5 separate regions of the Homo sapiens genome follow, and all the other regions are linked to region 3. Evidence: chromatin contacts called from ENCODE Hi-C or POLR2A ChIA-PET data. All regions are on one chromosome and are shown on one strand. The core of a region is the stretch at or near the end of the contact, and the rest is flanking DNA. Distances in the headings are between cores, read along the strand shown.

Region 1 (2,700 bases), core at 5-2,504, 800 kb before region 3:
TGGAGCCTGCTACCTGTAGCCTTCTCTGCATAATAAAAACCTTGATTTCCACAATTCCTTGTGTGTGTGTGTGTGTGTGTGTGTGTGTGTGTGTGCGTGCATATCTTAGTAACAATTCCTTAACTTAACCCAGACATTCCCTTCTGTGGGTTCCAGGTCTTTAAACTCTTTCAACCAATTGTCAATCAGGACATCTTTGAATCCACCTACATCCTGGAACTTGCCACCCCCACCCCCACTTTCGGGACCAAGCCAATGTATATTTTACATGTATTGATTGATGTCTTACGTCTCCCTAAAATGTATAAAATCAAGTGGTGTCCCGACTATTTTGGACACACATTCTTAGGACCTTCTAAGGCTGTGTCACGGGCATGTCCTTAACATTGGCAAAATAAACTCCTAAATTGATTGAGACCTGTCTCAGATACTTTTTGGTTTGCAATTTATTTATTTGAGACAGGGTCTTGCTAGGTCGCCCAGGCTGGGGTACAGTGGCAGAATCATGGCTTATTGCAGCCTCAACCTCCTGGGCTCAAGGGATCCTCCCACCTCAGCCTCCTGAGTAGCTGTGACTACAGGCACCCACCACTAGGCTGGGTAATTTTTTTCTTCTGTAGATACGGAGTCTCCCTGCGTTGCCCAGGCTGATCTAGAACTCTTGGGCTCAAGCCTCCCGCACTCCTGAGCTCAAGCCGCGGCCTCCCGAAGTGCTGGGATTACAGATGTGAGCCACTGCGCCTGGCCAGGTACTATATTTTAAACAAAAAGGATCTAGATAATGACAAGGACAGCACAAATTCCTATAATGAATGCAAAAGTGTCTTGATATCACAATGTCTAGCACAGAGTTATTGGAGGCTATCCTGCCTAGCGCGTTACAATTTACAAAGCTGCCTCTCTGAAGCTGGATTTAGGATCTGCCTTAAACTCCGCGGCGGGGCCCTTGACAGCAGTGGGGACTGGAGCAAGATCAGAGCCGCTCGCGTTGATGGTCACTGTTGCTTCGGGCGCAGGTTTGGTTTTCTTTGGGGTTGCCATTTCAACTAGACGGCCTCTGGGTAGGCCAGATCTGGATCCTCTGTCTTTATCTGCGTTGCAGAGGTGGGACCACCCCTCTTTCACATAGTCAGCCCGGGTTCGCAAACACTCGGCCCCGCACAAAGATGGCGTGGAGCCGGGCTGGGCCAATGCGGAGTGGCGTTGCTCCCGGTTGCCTAGGTAACAGCCAATGGGCAGCGGGAATTGTACCCAGTGCGGTCGCCCAGGATGGCGGCGTCAAGTGGGGCAATCGCTGGTGGAGGTGGCGGAGAGCAAGGTGGCAGCCGGGAGCCCATCAGAGGAAAAGTCCGAGGCGCTGGAACCCTGCGTCCAGGCGTGACGGTCATCCCGAAAGGCCGGCCCCAGGTTGGCTGGAGGCGCAGGAGGGAGGGGGCCGGGAAAGAGTGTGATCGGTCAGGTGGGCACTGAGGAACGGAGCACGAGATGACCCGGCTCGGGGGCGCGGCTCCACCTCGGATACGCTGACCTGAGGGCGGTTGCCTGTGGGGGACCCAAACCTGAACCCTTTAGTCTCCACCGCGGGGGTCGAGGCCCGGGAGAGCTGACTGGACTGGGGTTAGCGAGCAGAGGGTGGAGGGTTGCATCAGGGGAATTGGCAGACCTGTGTGAGCGTTAGACCCTGCCGGGCGGGAGAGCGGGCCCGGATAGCAGGAAGGAACGCGCCTGGAAGGTGAAAATGGGGTGCGAGAAGGTGTTGCCTTGTTGTGGTCTAGGGCTTTGTTTTCCCTGAGCCCGCCTTTATCTCACTGGTGGAGAGAACTCCCACATATGGAAGCCTGGGGAATGGGATGCTTCATTTAGTTGATGGGTGGTATCCCTGCATTCTAGCATCTCTGAACTGCTTAGGTACCAGCAGGAATAACTGCTATATCGGAGTCCAGCCCTGGCATTCCCTTTCCCGTGAAATAGGATAGTATTCTGGCAGTATTACTCCCTAGTCCCAATCACCCCCAGGTCATCATCGCCTTTAAATAAAAAAAAAAAAAAATCTTTTTGGCGCCAGTATTTTCTTCCCACTTTCTTCAATCTAACCATCCCACAGTCTTCCCTAAACGAACCCTTCATATAGCAACGATACATTTCTTTACTTTTCACATGAGGAAAGAGGAGGTTAGACTTATAATGAAAAACAGTTATTTCGAGCTCCTTTTAAAACACTTAAAAAAAAATATTTAGGCCGGGCGCGGTGGCTCACGCCTGTAATCCCAACACTTTGGGAGGCCGAGGCGGGTGGATCACGAAGTCAGGAGTTCAAAACTAGCTTGGCCAAGATGGTGAAACCTCGTCTCTACTAAAAATACAAAAATTAGCCAAGCATGGTGGCACGTGCCTGTAATCCCAACTACCCAGGAGGCTGAGGCAGGAGAATTGCTTGAACCTGGGAGGCGGCGGTTGCAGTGAGCCAAGATCCTGCCACTGCACTCCAGCATGGGGGACAGAGCAAGACTCCGTCTCAAAAAAAAAAAAAAAAAAAAAAAAGGGGAGTATTATTTGACTTTTTGTTCTAGGTTCCTAACAAGGCTAATCTTTGTTCATCAAAGCCTTCATTTTCTTCTCTTTAGGATTCTAAAAGCTTATGAACTGCTTTCTTTATTACTGAAATAATTTGACAAGACTATTGTACCCTGGGAAGGGTGG
Region 2 (2,700 bases), core at 73-2,572, 790 kb after region 3:
TCAAGAAACAGAAATTTCACTTGTCCACGTCTCACGGCAAGTTAGCGGAAAGGCTGAGGAATTTATGTACAAAAGCGACTTAAACTGGCTGCATGCAACGGCAACTCTCGAACAAAGAGGGCTGTTCTGCCCAACAAAAATTCAGTGTATATATCTTTTAAAATACAAGATCAAATTCATGACCCACCTGGAAGCCAGAACGCCCCTTTCCACCTTCCCTGGCCCAACTACCATCTCCCTACTCATTCAGGTTGCAGGTTCTTTTGATACATCCCAGAGAAGGAGCCAAGAAGTTAATTAACCTTGAGCAAATGAGCAAACTCGCCTTTTCTGGCCCGGAAGATAGTGAGTAAAGAACCTGACTAGACCTTCTAGAGAGCCGAGATTCAGAACAACTGGCGCGACACACAGAAGGAGAAGGCAGGCCGGGCCTCGGAGTTACCTTGTAGCGAAGCGCTTGGTGAATATCGGCGGCCAGCTGTCCTCGCCACCACTGCCCCTCCAGCTCCATGGGACCCGGCGGCGCGCCCAGCCCGACGCGGCAACTCGAGTCTGTAAGACACACCCCAGGCGCGGTCACTGCCGGCTCCCCCGCGACCCTCTGCGCCCCCTCCCCGGGGGGTGTGACCTCAGGCCACCCGGTGTGGCTGCTCATCTTCACTTGACTCTTCCTCAACCCAGCCCGACCCGAGTCGTTTCCCCCAACGCCACACGCGAAGCCGGGTCTGCCCCCGCAGGAAGAGCCGAAGGACTCTGAGACTCACTGCTCGACTATGTGTCGGGCAAAAGGGGATCCACTCGGGCCCTGAGTTGCCAAAGCGCGGAGCCAGGTGCGAGCTCGGGAAGAGCTGGGGGAGGCCCGGCTGGGGCTCCCTGCGTCCGGGGCTGGAGTTCTCCCGCCCTCCCTGAGGAGCGGGGAGAGGTGACACGCTCATAGCCCCGCTGAGGGGAAACGCTCCCATGGCAAAGCCCGGGGGTGAGCGTCTGCCTGGCCGCGGGTCTCCGCATGGACGTCGGGAGCCTGCTCCTCCCCGGGAGCCCCGAGAAACGCACGTTCCGCGCGGCCTCAGAAAGGGGAACAAAAGGCCGGGCCAGCCAGGCTCTGCGCCTCACCCCGGGAGGGTCCGCTGCCCCACGCCTACCCCAGGCCTGCCGGGCCGCCCGGCCCCACGCTGGCTCCCTTACCCGGAACCGCGGCCCTCACAGCCCCAGCCCCGCCGTCGTGCGGCGGACGCCGGCCCCGCTCATGCTGCGGACAGTGGGCCGCTAAGCGCCGGCCTCAGCTAGAGCCCAGCGCCTGGACGCTCGCGCCGCCCATTGTTAAAGGACCGGCAGGCGGCTCCGCATACAAAGCCAGCGCGGGGGCACTTGAGGCCCCGCCGCTGCCAATCTCGTCTCGCGATACAGCGGGGTCGCCCCGAGCCGTCCAATTGGCGGCCGGGCCGGGCCCAGGTGCAGCGCCAGGCGGCGGCGCGGCGGCTCCCGCCTGGGTACGGTCAGCATCCCGCACGGCGCGGCGTGGCCTGGGCTGGCCTGGCGCTTCGGTTGCCGGGGCGCTCAGCCGCCACCTACTGCGAAGCCGGCCTGATCGCCGGCTGAGGTCGGCAGAGAGCGCCGGAGAAATTGTAAGGTGGATCACTGCAGTGACCAATCCAGTTAGGCCACTCACCTGCTGAGAACCTTCGATGGCTCCTCGATGCCCGCGGAGCAAAGTTCCGACGCCTCAGTTTGGCGTTTAAAAGTCTTCACGGCATGGATTCGGTTTACCTTACTTCACGTTGCACCAACCGCTTCCATCCCAGGGGCTGCTCCGTGGATCATCAGGCCCTCCAAATGTGCTTTAGCTGTTTCTGCAGCCCCTGAAGCGTTTTTTTTTTCCTGTGAAATTATGCTCTTTTTTTAAGTTCCACCTCAAACTCCACCTTTCTTCTAGAAACCTAATTAATCTCTTCCCCCTCCTTATTTTCGTTGCTGTAGGGATTCCCAAGAGCTTTGAATGAAGACATTTAAGATTACTTCTAGTAACCTTGCTTGTCAAACCCATGGTGGATGTAATTAACCATCTGTGCTCGTAAATCAGGAAACTGCAAAACTGTGAGAACACTCCGACGTCAATTGAGGTGATATGGGGGCTGAAATGTGATTAGAGGAAACCTAATCAATTGTATTTTAACCTCTTTGGTGGATTATCACAAAAGAGGTGGATGGTAACCCTAGGACAGTGAGACTGTCCACTTTTCTGAGACTGGAGATCAATCTCTTAATAGTAAAACGTAAATATTTTTAAAACTTCACCCCTTTTACTTTGAATCCTTTGTCCAAAAAGATACATGATGATAAAGAACTACTACAAAGTGATAAATACATTTTATGTGATTCTGGGTGGCATCTTCATTTGAAGATCATCAGCAGACATGTATATGAGCCGTACCCTATCCATAGACGATGCTTATACCCAGGAGAGCAGGCCCGCAGGAACCAAAGGCAAGAAAAGGGAAACTCAGAAGCTGAAGTTGGCAGATCCCGGCCTAACCCGACATAGTCCAGGGAGAAGGCTGCCCTGGCCTGTCTCTCAGTTGCAGGGTCCTCTAGAGTGAAGGTAGACACATCAGGCTAAAAGCTTCATGCCATTTTTAATGGCATTTAAATAGTGTCTACATCCTTGGGTTCCATTTCATGACTATTAAACAACTTTATAAT
Region 3 (2,700 bases), core at 119-2,618:
TTCTGGGCCTCCCCGAGGACTGGGCGTGGGGGACAGCGGACGACGAGAGGGCATCTCCCCACACACCAGCAGCACCGAAGCAAAGACGGGGAAGTAACAATGCTGGAGGACAGGAGAGTCAGACACAAGGATGGACTGGGGCTAGGGGGCGGCGGGCGGAGCGGAGACACCACACGGGCCACTTACTTTTTGGAGGGGGGTTAAATATATGAGTTAAGCCCTTATGGTCCCGCCGGCCGCCGCACAGAGGGAAACGGGACCTTGGGAGAGAAAAACAGACAAAACACACAGTGTGAGAGGCGCAGCTCGGCCGCCCGGCCCCTCCCGGGGCGCCCCCGTCCGCGCTCCCTCCGGCCCGCAGGGAAAAAGCCACCCGAGGGCGGCCCAAGGTCCGGGAGGCGGGGGGCGGACGGGGCATTCGGGCGAGGCTGCGGCTCCGGCCAATCCCCGGGAGGGGACGAGAGCGACCCCCGCCGGGGCTCCTCGGTCGGACCCGGTCCCACCCCCTCCTCCCGCAGCACGACACCGAACACAAATACGCACACACCGACCCGTGCGTCGAGGATTAACTCCCCGGCCACCGCCGCCCGCTGAGGAAGTGCAGCCGCTGCCCCCCGCGGCCATGACACCCCACTTGGCTCGGTCAGGCGCACCCGGGGACTGTGACAGCTCCAGCTCCCTCCGCCCCCATCTCCACCTCACGCTTCGCACACGCCCGAGCGCCGGGCGCCCGCCTGCAGCCCGCCGCGCGTGCACGCAGACCCGGGGGCGCGCCCCGCGCGTGGGGGAGGGGTGGCGCAGGAGGAGGACGGCGGCGGCCACAGCGCGGGTGGGGGCCGAGCACGCCCGCGCCCCTCGCGCCTCCCCCAGTACAGCGGCAGCGCCGCGAGGCGAGTCGCCACAATAAGCCGGCGGCGGCGCCGGGGCGCCGGGCCTGGAGCGGGAGCAGGGGCGGGAGCGGGGAGGGAGGGGAGCGAGCAGGCGGGGATGGAGAGCGGGAGGGGGAGGAACCCGCGCTCCCGCCGAGAGCCAGCCCCGGGGAGGCGCGCGGAGGGGAGGGGCCGGCGCGCGCTCGGCCGAGCAGGGGAGCCCGCCTGGAGGTCGCGCGCGCTCACACTCCGGGGGGTGGGGGAAGGGGGGACGCTCGAGCCAAAGAGGGCGGGCGGGCCGGAGCAGCAATTGCCACTTCCCCAGCTTCCTCCCTGGTCTGGGGCGACCGGCGGCGGGGCGGCCGGAGGGGCGGCGGCGGTCGGCGGAGGGTCTCACCTACACAGTGAATGAGCTTGTGGCGCCACGAATCCAGTTCTTGCCGAAAGCCGCGTCTCTCAACGGAGCATTGCTGCCGCCTACACACCCTCGCCATCTTCTGCCGCCCGCCCGGCCCAGCCTCCGCCGCGGCCCCGCGCACGCCCAGCCGCGTCGCCCGGGGCCGCGCACGCACCCGCGGCCCGGGCGTCGCGCCTCCTGCCGGGGGCGGTGCGGGGGCAGGGCCGGCCTCACCTCACCGTGGCCCCGGCGTGGCCCGGGGGCGGCCTGGGCCCGCTCACCCGCCCCGCGCGCCGCCCGCCGGGCTGCGATCCCGCCGTCCTTCTACGCGGCTGCCGCCGCCTCTGGCCGCCCGGGACGGCGCCTTCCCACAGCCGGAAGTCAGTCCCGCTGGCCCCGCGCCGCCTTCGCACTGTCCCCCAAGGCCACGGCTGCCCCCGCCCTCCCCGGGGCTTTTTGTTTTTTACGCCAGCCCCATTTATCACTTCCAACCTGCCTATCGCCCGGCACCAACTGTTGCAAGTTCCGTAATAACTGCTGCTATGAACTTCTCCGTCGAAACTGCTCCTCCCCAGAGCCTGTTTAAGAAGCAGAAATAAGAATAAATTCCCGGATGCCGGTGGATGCACTGACCTCTAAGATTTTCAAAGGTGAAGTGGATACACGTTATTAAGTCATTGGGAGACATCGCCAACATTGGGAAACCTAGTAAAAAGTGGAAATCGAGCGTTTTAAATAAAAAAAAAAAAAGGTTTCTACTAGCAAGACTGATCGTAGGCGAACTTCTCAAGGAATTTTGGAATATTGTGCCAAAGTGAGAATATTTAATATTTCCAAAAGTAGACTTAACTAGGAATACTTAAAGCAGAGACTATTGGAAATGCTTTAATTTGGGATTTCAGGAAAGGGCTTGAAGAGAAATATTTTATATGAGCAAGCCTCTTGGAATAATTGAATCACCTTAATTTTGTCACTGTTACTTCGAAGAGAACGAGAAGAGAGAAGATGGGAAACGAAAGGAGAAAGGGAAAAGAAATGGGGTGGAAAGAAAAAAGCAGAAGAGATCGCCCTATACCAGTAGGCCTAGTACCCTAGGATTCTGGCCTCTTTCTCCCACCTTTGGTGTTTAAGATTAAGGACAGTGCATTCCTGCTTTTAGAAATTTAAATTTAAGTTTGAAGACTTAATTTTAATTACTGTAGTAGGTAAAGCAAAGTCGTTAAATACTTGACATCAGGATCCCATTGGAGTATTGATTTAGGTCTTTTCAAAGGTGGTGGTCCTGGTTCTCTGCACCAGCCACTGGCGGAATGGCGGAATGGTGTATCTACCAATGAACAGATGGACTGGGTGGGCCTCGGGTACGGGTGGCTTGAGATGCAAATGCAAGGGTAGGAAGGCACCTTCCCCCCCACCACTCCCAGCCCACCCCGC
Region 4 (2,700 bases), core at 149-2,648, 850 kb before region 3:
ATGGATAAGAGGTCAGCTATGAAGTAAAAAGGAAGTCAGGGAGACCCAGGAGCCTTTCCTGAGCATTGCTGAACAAGTGCACAAACACTTCATCTTCCAAGGACAAAACAAGCATTTATCAGAGGCCTACTGGACACCCTGCCTCCACTCCTGCCCCCTCCAATCCAAGTTCCAAACTGCAGCCAGAGTGACCTTCTAAAAACACAAACTTGTCATGATGATGAAATTTGCAAAGTGCTGACTGACACTACTGGTACGTGGTAAGTACTATAAAATGCCCGTTACATAAACACAGTACATATAATGCCATTCCTTGTTTAAACCCCTCCAAGGATCACATGCAACCTTCTCTGCCTGCCTCTGCCTTCTACTTCCCACCGTGCTCTCTCTTGCTAGCCTTACTCCGGGTCGCATTTAATTCCTCCGGAGCCAAGCTACCTCCTGGCCCAACCAAATGCCTTTCCCTCTTTCCTTAAAGCAGTCTCCCCAGATCCACTCCTCTTCATTTGACCAGTTTCAACTCCTTCTTTATATCTCAGCTTAAATGCTGCTTCTTCAGCCCTCCTGAACCTCCCAGAGGAAGCTTAGGTTCCTCCATATTTATCCTCTTATAGCCATAACATTGATCACAACTGTAATCACATACTCCATGTTTTAGGTTGTTTAATGCCTGCCTCCCTTACTAGGCTGTAGACTCCCCAGGACAAGGGCTATAGGTCTTTCCGTCTCTCTTGTTTACGGCCTATCAAGGAACTCGGACAGCATAGGTCACTAATGAACATTTCCGAATGCATACAAACTTTAAAATACGGTCTTGTTTAGGTAACCGGCCCAAAGTCGCACAAATGACCCAATATTTGAACCCACGACATTCTGGCTTTGAAGCCCAAGGTCTGACTCCAGCAGACTGCCCCCTCCTCTCCCTCAAAGCCGGAGCCAAACGGTGGGCTGGGAGGGGACTTGAGCGGCAGAGTCTGAGGATCTGCAGAGGGCCACGCGCTGCAAGGCAGTCAGTGCCGCGCGCGCTGGCCTCGGGCCCAGGAGAAGGGGCATCCGTCACGTGTACCCGGCAGGGCCAGCTTTCGCCGCACCCTGGGGCAGGAATGCAGCCCCGCCCAGCTCCCGCGCCAGCAAAACCGCGCTGGCCCTGGGGACTGACGTCAATGAAGGGGGCGCCTCGGGCGCCGCGCGGGGGCGGAGAGGGCGGTGGGCAGGGCCCGGGCAGACACGCCCCCTCACCGCCGCTCCGCCGCCGATTAGGTTTGAGGAAGCTTCGCACTCCGCTTTCGAGGCCAGCGGAGGCGGGGGGCGGGGATGGACACGCCCCCTCCCTGTCTCCCACCGATGATTGGCGCACGGAACTCCGCCTTGGGTTTGGAAGGCTCGCCTGGGAGCTCATACCTGGCTAGGGCCGAGGATTGGCTGTTCCGGGGCTAGGGAGCGCTTTCTCCCGGGAACCGCGGCTGTGACCCAAGTGGCCCGGACCAGTTTGGGGCTGCGTGCGGCCTGCCTCAAGCAACCAGGTACGTAGGTCGGCGGCCCAGCTCGGCGCTGCGGTGGGAGCCGGAGGGCGACAGTCAGAGCCGGGGTGCCAGCGGGACGCGACCGCCAGATCCACTTAGGACCCCGTCGTTCTGCGAAGCGGCCACGTCTGAGTCCCGGGGCCTCCTCGTGCTGCAGATGTCGCCTTAGGACCTCGGCCAGGATACCCTCTGCCATGCTCTTGTGCTGCCCGTGATCACCGACTGGCCCTTGTAAGCACCTTCGCAGAGCTGCGCCTGCCCTTTCTGAAGGCTGTGGAAGAGGTTGGAGTGGGCGCATCTTAGCTTGCCCCATCCCCATTTGAGGTCTGTCGGAGCTGCCCTTCAGTGTGGTGAGTACCTGCTCCAATTCTCCACCGGGCAGTGGAGTGCAGAGGGTACAGAGGCTAGCTTGGGAGTCCTGACTTTGGATCCCTCCCTGCTCCTTCCACAATCTACAGAAGCAGATAGCCTCCGAAAGGCTTCTGGGACCGACCTTCCCCAGAAGACCTCCTCAGCCATCTGGCAGGAACAAAAATAACAGTGGCTTGAGAGCCCGGGTGCTGGGGTCAGACTGCCTGGGTTCATGTCCCAGCTTCCATCACCTGCCAGCTGTGTGACTTTGGGTGTAGCTTTCTCATCTGTAAAATGGGTATAACAATAGTGCCACCTTAAGTGAGGAGGAAAGAAAGCACCCATCTGAACGTGCTCTGTTCTGCGCTTGACACTGAACAAGCTGCCTCTATGATTTTAATCATAAAGCTATGATTTAAAAGTACACAGATTTGTTGATGGCTGTGATGATGAAAATGACAATGATTCTATAGCCCCTGGTAGTCAAACAGCCTTTCCCTTCATCATTTATTCATTCAACCAGCATGCATAGAATGTCTGTGGTATACCAGGTACTAGAAGGAATGCCGTCACAAACTTAATCTCCCTTTTCCTGTTAAGAGTTATTTATACTCACCATTTATTTTAAAAAGCTTATTTAAAATTTTATAGAGGCAGTCTTGCTATGTTGACCAGGCTGGTCTGGAACTCCTGGGCTCAAGCAATCCTCCCACCTCAGCCTCCCAAAGTGCTGGGATTACAGGCGTGAGCCACCAGGCCTGGCCTTATACTATTTTGATGACGAGCAACTTGTGGCAGGGGAAACTGAGACTTATCCAAGGTCACC
Region 5 (2,700 bases), core at 170-2,669, 670 kb before region 3:
TTTTATAGACTCCCAGACGGCCGAGAGGCTCTAAAAACCCCTGCGGGAAAAATAAAGATTTCTTTCCCAGAGTCCTGCGCTGCTTTGCAAGTCGGATTCCCGCAGACACGATCTGCAGCTCGATAATGACACAGTCTTTGGAAGGAGCGACTGTTCTCGCCTCGCTCGCTCCGAGTTCTGGGGACGCCTGGCTGCCCGCGCCGTGCCCCGACGGGCCGGCGTCCGACCCCGGCCGGAGCTGCCAGGCCAGCGGCGCCCTCGCCCCCGGCCTCCTCCCGATCCGTCGGCCCCGCTGCGGTCTGCAAACATTTCCTGCCCCCACCCCCACCAGGAGCTACCCAGTTGGAGAGAGTTGGTCGCGCAGCCGGCTCAGTGCTCGCAGTTGCCCCAACTCAGCTCCCCCGGCCGCCCGGCGCTGGGGAGCGGCCCCCTCTGGCTGCGGAGCAGCCCATCGGGGAAACCCAAGCGCCAGCACCAGTGGGGAGTCCATCGGTAAGCCCAGGACTCGGGCGAGGAGGGGGACAACTGGCGGGATGCCCGAGGCCCTGCTCCCTTCCCCATCGTTACCTGCTCGCTTGCGGGGGTGTCCCGGGGCTGCCGGCCTCTCCCGGCGCTGTCTCCCCACGCAGTTGCCCATGCTGGCTCCTCAGCCAGTCCCCATGCACCGGAGGCGGCGGGGTGGTCGGCTGCTCAGCGGACGGCGGCGTCCCGGGTCAATGGCTCCGGCCGCCCGGCATCGGGCGCTCCCCGATCTCCCCCCGGGGGCGCGCTCAGCCCCAGCGATGGCTCCGCCAAAACTTTGCGGGCCAGGGGAGAGAGGGAAGTGGCAGACTCCCCAGCACGGTCCCAGGTGGCCGGGCCAGGGGGGCCCGCGACGGTGCCCGGCCGGAGACCAGCTCCGCTGGAGGGGCGGAGAGAGGGGGCGGGCACCGCCGCAGCTACTCCCGGCTCGCTCGGGGCACCAGGCAGGGGCCGGCCCCCTGGAGCCTGTCACTCACCTGCCTAACCCCGCCCCAGGCCGGCCCCTCTCCCTTCCGCCGGCTCGCGGTGCCCGCGCCGCCGCCACCACCCGCCCCAGGTGCGCATGTGACCGACAGCACCGCCCCCTAGGGCTGGGCCTGATTTTCTCATTGGCTTCCCCCGTGGTGCGTACCGCCCCTCTCCCCACCCAGCCAGGTGCCCGCCCCGCAGCCCGTCTCCCGGGGAGCCGGGCTGGGAATTATTCGCCCTCAATCGCCTCCGGCTGCGTGCCCAGCAGCCGCCTTCCCTCTCGGTGCCACCGCCCCATTTCAGGCCCCGCCCCTCCCTGGAACTGCCTAGGCAGAAGCCGGCAGGCACGTGACCCCGGCGCCCCGCCCCCTTGCGCTTCCCCGGAGATTGGCTCGGGAGGCGCATGCGCGGAGAGCCCGTCTCGAGCCACCGCCCATATCCCCTCCCACGGTCTCTAGTTCGCGTTATGGCCGCTGCCGCGGCTGTGGAGGCGGCGGCGCCTATGGGTGCCCTATGGGGCCTCGTGCACGACTTCGTCGTGGGTCAGCAAGAGGGCCCCGCTGACCAGGTGGCTGCAGGTACGGCAGACGGCGCCGCGCGCCTTCCGCATGGGGGCCAACAGGAGGGAGCGGCCTCAGTACAGGCGCCGGGCGGGAAGGGAGGAGCGGGGTGACTTTGAGAGATTGGTCTCAAGGCTGGTTAGTGAGCACCGCGAGGTTCAGAGCCGTAACAAGTTAGAGAGTTGCCTGTGTCTTCCTTAAAACCATTTACACTTCTCATCTCCCTGTAGCCAATTATAGGGAATCATTACATTTTACAGATGAGGAAACTGAGGCTCAGCGAGGGCAAGAGGACTTGCGCAGGGCTGCAGACCAGGCAGGAGGGGGAGGTGGGACTCGGACCCAGGCGTTCAGGTCCGAACCGGGTGCTCACGCCACGAAGCCATGCTGTTTGTGGGAGGTTGACGTGTGGAGGTGCATCCTCGCAGCGTCCGCTCCCGTCGCGTGGCATCCTGGGAGTGGCAGATGGCCCCGCGCTCTGACTGGCTGGAATTAAGAGGAGTTGAGGAGACGGGCCAGGAGGAGCTGGAGATGTTCTGGGTGTCCTCCTTAAGACTTTCTCTCCGTTTCTTGCTAAAGTTCTTGATTAGTTTGCTCCATGACGTTTTATGTGGCGTTTGTTTTTGTCTTCTTCCCAGACCCCCACTTTCCTGCTTTTGACCAGTTCAGAGATCTCTTAGTTCAGACAGCTTATCTAAAATTAGAATAAAACGATTTCCAGGCTTCCGTGGAGTTCTGAGACTTTGCTCTTCTAGGAAAAAAAAAAAACTACTAAAAAGTTATTGAATGTTAGGAGGCCTTCAGATCTTGGGTTTAAGTAACAATATAAAATTATCTAATGAGTAGTTTTTTTAAAAAAACTTTGGAAATTTCGTATGCTTGGAGAGAAGTAAGGACACATTTCTCTTGGATATTGAGCGTATTAACCTTTAGAATATGTAAGAAAAGAATAGTGAATCTGCTAGAAATATAATACTTTGTTCGTTAGCAGTATTCCACTTTAATTCAATCATGCCACTATTGTTGAATACATATTATTCCCCAAACATGATGCAAAGCAATAGGAATATAAATACAAATTAGGTTAGATCTGTGCCCACCAGGAACTTATAGTATGCTGGGAGAGGCAACCATTCTGTAAGAGGTGTGT

What was found. A loop is a pair of places that touch in the nucleus more often than their neighbours do. ChIA-PET counts read pairs that join two places held with the same protein, here RNA polymerase II (POLR2A). Pooled maps may share reads with other maps.
Region 1: a pooled map shows a loop between it and region 3 (6-fold over the local background). The contact joins the promoter of MORN4 here to the promoter of LCOR in region 3. A Hi-C loop is called at or near these places in 2 of 168 maps with a recorded cell type or tissue (CD8-positive, alpha-beta T cell and naive thymus-derived CD4-positive, alpha-beta T cell) and 13 of 50 pooled maps.
Region 2: a map of CD8-positive, alpha-beta T cell shows a loop between it and region 3 (4-fold over the local background). The contact joins the promoter of CCNJ here to the promoter of LCOR in region 3. A Hi-C loop is called at or near these places in 4 of 168 maps with a recorded cell type or tissue (CD8-positive, alpha-beta T cell, aorta and naive thymus-derived CD4-positive, alpha-beta T cell) and 12 of 50 pooled maps.
Region 4: a loop to region 3 is called in a map of CD8-positive, alpha-beta T cell, with 12 times the contacts of the local background. The contact joins the promoter of AVPI1 here to the promoter of LCOR in region 3. A Hi-C loop is called at or near these places in 1 of 168 maps with a recorded cell type or tissue (CD8-positive, alpha-beta T cell) and 8 of 50 pooled maps. POLR2A ChIA-PET finds 5 or more read pairs at or near these places in 1 of 52 experiments (Panc1).
Region 5: a map of CD4-positive, alpha-beta T cell shows a loop between it and region 3 (11-fold over the local background). The contact joins the promoter of MMS19 here to the promoter of LCOR in region 3. A Hi-C loop is called at or near these places in 4 of 168 maps with a recorded cell type or tissue (CD4-positive, alpha-beta T cell, CD8-positive, alpha-beta T cell and naive thymus-derived CD4-positive, alpha-beta T cell), 7 of 37 single-sample maps with no recorded cell type and 15 of 50 pooled maps.

Annotation. Positions count from the first base shown.
Region 1 is chr10:97,632,054-97,634,753 of GRCh38, reverse strand. It overlaps MORN4 (MORN repeat containing 4), which reads left to right and starts at 1,254. Exons shown (of 5, transcript NM_178832.4): 1 at 1,254-1,407. RefSeq lists an enhancer at 901-990.
Region 2 is chr10:96,042,205-96,044,904 of GRCh38, reverse strand. It overlaps CCNJ (cyclin J), which reads right to left and starts at 1,322. Exons shown (of 6, transcript NM_001134375.2): 1 at 1,186-1,322; 2 at 443-552. The coding sequence starts at 511. All of the region lies in intron 2 of ENTPD1-AS1 (ENTPD1 antisense RNA 1), which reads left to right. RefSeq lists silencers at 1,042-1,611, 1,739-1,933.
Region 3 is chr10:96,830,966-96,833,665 of GRCh38, reverse strand. LCOR (ligand dependent nuclear receptor corepressor) reads right to left here and starts at 1,368. Exons shown (of 8, transcript NM_001346516.2): 1 at 1,267-1,368; 2 at 187-260. It overlaps LOC102723665 (a long non-coding RNA gene), which reads left to right and starts at 1,208. Exons shown (of 1, transcript NR_135921.1): 1 at 1,208-2,700. RefSeq lists enhancers at 1-128, 129-844, 845-1,559 and silencers at 306-545, 586-645, 686-1,405, 1,416-1,465, 1,486-1,785.
Region 4 is chr10:97,685,939-97,688,638 of GRCh38, reverse strand. AVPI1 (arginine vasopressin induced 1) reads left to right here and starts at 1,398. Exons shown (of 3, transcript NM_021732.3): 1 at 1,398-1,873. RefSeq lists enhancers at 354-1,307, 375-1,574, 1,308-2,261 and a silencer at 1,032-1,411.
Region 5 is chr10:97,497,141-97,499,840 of GRCh38, reverse strand. It overlaps MMS19 (MMS19 cytosolic iron-sulfur assembly component), which reads left to right and starts at 1,419. Exons shown (of 31, transcript NM_022362.5): 1 at 1,419-1,568. The coding sequence starts at 1,457. UBTD1 (ubiquitin domain containing 1) reads right to left here and starts at 917. Exons shown (of 3, transcript NM_024954.5): 1 at 568-917. The coding sequence starts at 637. RefSeq lists silencers at 298-497, 508-1,267 and enhancers at 1,508-1,677, 2,038-2,087, 1,764-2,294.